Linked DNA regions of Homo sapiens: region 2 is linked to region 1. Evidence: chromatin contacts called from ENCODE Hi-C or POLR2A ChIA-PET data. All regions are on one chromosome and are shown on one strand. The core of a region is the stretch at or near the end of the contact, and the rest is flanking DNA. Distances in the headings are between cores, read along the strand shown. Region 1 holds the start of FSTL1 (follistatin like 1). Region 2 overlaps LOC107986121 (a long non-coding RNA gene).

Region 1 (2,676 bases), core at 81-2,580:
GAAGACCTTGTATGCATTTATGACTTTTTTGGGCAGAGTCAAGCTGCGATGCTAAGGGTGTGGTTAAACTGTAATATGAAGGAAAAAATTCAAACAGGGAGCATAAACCACCCACCAGGGAGCTATTTCTTTTGTAATGTGCATTCCATTTCTTCTCCCTCATGCTTTTTAATTCCTTCCATATTTCCTGCCATAATTATCAAATGTTTAGTTTCTGACCTCACTTTCCTGGAGACTGGAGCCCGGGGAATTTAGAATTGTTTATTTTCTGTCCATAAACCTTTGAGTTAATGGAGCGGCTTCTGAGCAAAGAGTTTGTTGGTTTGTTTGTAGTGTCTCAGGAAGGTCGTTAGAGTTGAAAAAATTGGTACAAAAAAACAAGCGCTGAAATGCTTTAACTGGAAACTCGAGCCCCCAAAGAGCAGAGCAATGGATCTTCTCTTACACTTGCGCAACGTTACAGGGAACACTTGGGAAAAGGCCGTTACATTGCCCAGATGATAACACAAAACCCGAGGACACTTCACAAAGAAGAAAATACATTTCAGAGAATCATGATCTCACTTTAAAAGAGAGAAAGGAAAATTAATTTTGCCCCAAAAGAAGAATCCCGATTCCTCTGCCCCCGCCCCCAGGAGACAGACTTGGGAGGGAAAAGTCCCCAACTACTCTCAGTCTCCTCTGAAGTGAAGGACGGAACTGAGGCGCCTTTTTGAACTCGCTGCTGCTCCAGTCGCCGCCTCGTCCCCGTCGGCCCAGCCCGTCCCCTCTCCTCCTCCCCGCTCTCCCTCCATGTTAGCCGCGGCGGGGCTCCCGCTTACGGCCCGAACTACTTTTCCTGCTTTAAAGATTTAAGTTTCGTAAGCAGCATTACTGCCCCAGCTCCACCCCAGCACACCCCAAGGACCGAAACTCCCAGCGCCACCCCGGGAGAGCATCCCCAGGACGCGCGCCCACCCGCCCAGCGCGCAGACCCAAGAGGCCCCGGGGACCGAGTTCGGACTCCTCGGCCCCTCGCCTACCTCGGCGCGGACCCAGGCGACCGCCACCAGCGCGAGCGCGAGCGCGAGCCAGCGTTTCCACATCTGCGGAAGAGAGAAGAGAGCGAGTCTGAAGGCGCCGGGCCCCGCGCTGACCTGGGAAACTTGCTCGGGTCCCGCAGGCTCGCTCCGGCCGCCCAAGCACCCCCGGCCGCCCGAAGAGTCCGGCCTCCGCGCCGTGCGCCCTGCGCTCACCGTGGTCTGGTCCAGGTCTCCTGGGGGCGCGGGGCAGGACGGCGGCAGCGAGCTGTAAGCGGAGGTGGGAGCTCCGCCGATCGCCAGCCTCGGAGGAAATGCGACCTCCCCTCGCCGCCCCTTAAGACCTCTCCTTCCCCGCCTGCCTGCCCCCCCAGCTCCTCCCCATTCTCCTCCCCCTTCTGCTGCAGCGGCCCCCGCGGCTCCCGCTCCCCCTCCTTCCGACCCCTGCTCCGGGGAGCCCGCGGGAGTCCTGGCGCCGCCGAACCCCTCTCTCCGCACGGTCCCTCGTCCGGCGCCCCTTCGGCCCCCTGGACGTGGAGCGGAGGCAGAGGGGGTGTCCCGTGGGTCCCTGCCACAAAGGGGTAGGGGGAAGGGAAACCCCACCCCGGGAGGGGCTGCTGGCTGGCGGCGGCCCGGGCGGGCTGCGGCGGTGGCCAGGTGGGCGGTGCCGTGGGGGGCCCGGGAAGGTCCGGGACTGGAACCTGGAGGAAAAGACGTCCCGCGGCCTAGGAAGCGGAGCCGCCCCCCATGGCTGAAGGGGGAGGCCCAGGGAGGCAGAGGAGACCCCGCATCCCGGGGTCACGGCAGCAGGGCAGCGGGGCACCGGGAAGTGGGCGCAGGGCCGGGAAGACCGGCCGGCGTGGGGAAGGCTGCTGTGGGTTCTACAGTGCATTGTCCCGGGTGAGGTGGCGGCCGCCCTGCTCTGCTGGGAAGATCCTGAGTCCAGCGTTTGCCGGCAGCCTCATCCCCTCCTTCCCTCGGGCCGGGGAGCGGTGTCCCCCTCCTCTCTTCCGCCCACTCACTCATCACCTGTGTCCCTCCTCCCATCCCTGTCATCCCAAGTAGCCTCTGTGTTCAGGATTGCCATCTTCACCACCTTCTTCCCAGCCCTTGGCCTTCGAAAGTGTGCTACCTCTTTGACAGGGTTAACTCCCTAAAATGCTCCTAATTAAGGCGCCTTTCCTGCCATAACTAGTAAGGAGAGCAGATCCACTTAGCAACTCAGATTTCACATGCCCAAGACTAAGCCTCACTTCCCCCAGCTTCAGGGCCTGCTTATCTACCTCTTTCAGGGTGGTTGCCTTCAAACCTATCTCCTTTTCTCAGAGCCGGCTTGTACCCATAGCCTGGCAGTTTAGCCGCTGAGATCTCATATGCATCCCCTCGCCTCCGTTCACATGTCCACTTTCCTAGGCCAGACCTTCATCCTCCCTCACTCAGAAATTCTGGAAACCTCCTTTCGTTGTCCTCTGACTCCAGGCTCTCCCCTGTAGTCTCCACTGCAATCCATTGTCATATTCTTTCCCTTATTTTAAACATTGTCTTCCTCGTGTTCATGTTCTTCCTCTACTCAGAAACTTCAGCGTTCTTCTACCCACATCAAATCCAAACTCTGCCTTTCTTATAAGCCCTGCATTACTGGGCCCACCCTGTCCAT
Region 2 (2,676 bases), core at 124-2,623, 46 kb after region 1:
GGTCCTGCAGGGGGTACAAAATAAATTCAAAGCTCAAAACCAAATAGCTGCTGGGTTTGAGTCTATCTTATTCTGGTGGTCCACTATAAACAAAAGTGTAGACTGGATAAATTATATATACTACAGTCAGCAGCAATTTGTCAATTATACCAGAGATGCCATAAAAGGAATAACTGAATAGTTAGGCCCTACCAGCCAGATGGCCTGGGAAAATAGAATAGCCCTTGACATGATGTTGGCCAAAAAAGGTGGAGTCTGTGTCATGATTGGGGTCCAGCACTGTACCTTTATTCCTAATAATACAGCCCCTGATGGGACAATCACAAAAGCCTTACAAGGCCTTATCACCCTACCAAATGAATTAGCCGAAAACTCTGGAATAGACGACCCCTTATGGGCCTGATGGAAAGGTGGTTTGGAAAATGGAGGGGACTCATGACCTCAATCTTTACCTCTCTTCCAATTGTTACAGGTGTACTCATTCTGTGGGCTGCTGTATCATACCTTGTATTCGTGGGTTAACCCAAAGGCTCATAGAAGCAGCTCTCACAAAAACCTTCCCCACCTCTCCCACTACGTACTCAGATAAGCTCTTGCTCCTAGATAATCAAGAACAACAACAAGGCCGAATCCTATTGAAGAAATTTGAAGAGGAAGAACTGTAAAATAGAAGAGGGGAAATTGTTAGGACAACTACATTCCTCTTCAAAGACTTAACTTCCTGCCACCTGTGAATAAACTCTACTCCCTTCCTGCAAATTACGTGTTAACCCTATTTGGAAAGGTTTAAGTCTTAGTCAGGTCAGCTTAGATTGTGTGGTCCAACCTCAGCCAATAGGGGAAGGACACAGAAACAGGAACTGTGTTAGGGTTAAAAACCCCCTTCCCTCCTTTGTTTGGTGTGCTCTTGTGATTGTAACAGGCACAAGCAGCACCCTTCTGCAGAAGTAAAGGTGCCTTGCTGAGAAATTTTCTAAGTGTGGGTTTCTTTTGGCTATGCCGAGCACTTGTTTACAACAGGAATGTTATACTATTTCAGGCATCATTCCTGTTGAGTTTACCCATGGTTAGAAATGTAAGGGAGTCCATGGAATAGAAATGAGAGAAGAATTAAAGTTCTTTGTAAACTCTAAATGCTAATGTTGTTTATTATCATTATTGGTATCTAAAATGCCATAGACCCTCCCTCAGTGCTTCTCTTTCCTATGCATTGAGTCAGGGAATAGGGCTTTGTCACTTGGTGACTTACATGCTTATATTTCCCCAGGAGAAGCCCAACCCCATCCTTCTAGATTCATTAGGTCCTAGTTCTGCTCTTCCTCCCCTTAGTCATATCAACAGCCATACACACTGCCCCAGGCAACTCCTCTAATTTTCCACCTCTGAGTCATCTTGAGTTACAAATGGATGATGGAAGGTCACATAATTTTTGTTTTATTATAAAGAGGAAAAATGAGGGAGCATTTATTCTTGCAGTCACTCTGTGCTCCTCAAATGTTGCTCTGGCTCAGGTATGGGAGAGGAGGGTGTGGTTGGAATCATGCCTCAAGTCCCCCCAAGTTCTCAGGGCAGCCTCTGTTTCTCCTCGGCTCTCCTCTTCCAGCCCTTCTAAAGGCTTCTCTTTCTTTCTCTGACATCCTGTTAGTATGAACTCATGTAAGCTATTTAATGAGCCAGGCAGCGTTATCCAATTTTTATAAATTGAATGATAGCGGTTTATGAGAAAACAGCCATGATTATGAAAAGTGCCAAGAATATTAAGTTCTGCACTGCTGCTTTTGAATTGGCCTTTATTAAAAACTGATTATAATTCTTCTGGGGTCAGTGCTGCTAAAAGTATTAAAAATTGACCTGGAAATTCTGTACTTTCATGATGCCTGTTTTCCCCAGTTATTTGTTTTCAGCCAGATAATTTGATATATCTGAAGATATGTTGCATTTGCCATAGTTCATAAACTTTATTTTCAGTTGCTGCACCCTGGAAACCCAAGATACTCAGAACATTGTTATTTATATTGAGAGAAAAAGATTTTCTTTTAATCAATCAGATTTACTTTAGCAGTAATTAGGTCAGCTGGAACAAATCTGCATTTTCTTAACATTTTTAGTGGTGGTGAAATGAGAACTACTGTGTCCCATAATTATGCATTCAGATATTATACTATCAAAAAACACCAAATTAAGAAAAAACAATGAAATGAAATGGACAAATCCGAGAAAACTCTCTTCTTCCTCTGCCACTCACCTTCCCCCTTTTCTGGCTATTTGAGCATAAGCAGTTTCACTATTGTCCAGGAGAGTTTAAATTTTACTTCTTGTTAGGGTGACTATTATGAACTTCTCCCTAACTGAAGATTTTGTGTTCTGAAGTCATTGTGTTCTTAGGCTGTGGTCCAAAGTGACTTCATTTTCTGGTTGCTGGGATTTAACAGAGACTTAATGTAAGGGCTGCAGCTTTGTGAGCCAAAGATGTCTTTTTTTTCTGACTCATATTAAATAGGACTGAAGCGTGTGTTAAGATGCCCATCAAATTTCTCCAAAATTTCAATTAAGTATTGCAGAACTCTACTTGGCCAACGATGGGGTAATTAAAATGTACATTATGGATCTGATAGATTTAATGAATTGGCATTGTGAAAGAACAGGAACAGCTACTAAAATTCCAAAAATAACAGT

Evidence for each region. A loop is a pair of places that touch in the nucleus more often than their neighbours do. ChIA-PET counts read pairs that join two places held with the same protein, here RNA polymerase II (POLR2A). Pooled maps may share reads with other maps.
Region 2: a map of PC-3 shows a loop between it and region 1 (7-fold over the local background). The contact joins the enhancer-like site here to the promoter of FSTL1 in region 1. A Hi-C loop is called at or near these places in 34 of 168 maps with a recorded cell type or tissue (Calu3, IMR-90, MCF 10A and 20 more), 1 of 37 single-sample maps with no recorded cell type and 21 of 50 pooled maps. POLR2A ChIA-PET finds 5 or more read pairs at or near these places in 12 of 52 experiments (AG04449, AG04450, BJ and 7 more).

The regions. Positions count from the first base shown.
Region 1 is chr3:120,449,662-120,452,337 of GRCh38, forward strand. FSTL1 (follistatin like 1) reads right to left here and starts at 1,331. Exons shown (of 11, transcript NM_007085.5): 1 at 1,236-1,331; 2 at 1,023-1,085. The coding sequence starts at 1,085. LOC124900546 (a long non-coding RNA gene) reads right to left here and starts at 993. Exons shown (of 2, transcript XR_007096030.1): 1 at 1-993.
Region 2 is chr3:120,495,144-120,497,819 of GRCh38, forward strand. All of the region lies in intron 1 of LOC107986121 (a long non-coding RNA gene), which reads left to right. Among named protein-coding and RNA genes, the nearest start is that of FSTL1, 45 kb to the left of the region's middle. Within about 2 kb of position 1,374, at least 4 of the 41 ENCODE cell types and tissues checked have a DNase peak (open chromatin) inside an H3K27ac peak, as active enhancers do; they include PC-3, ascending aorta and endothelial cell of umbilical vein, where a contact is called at or near this core.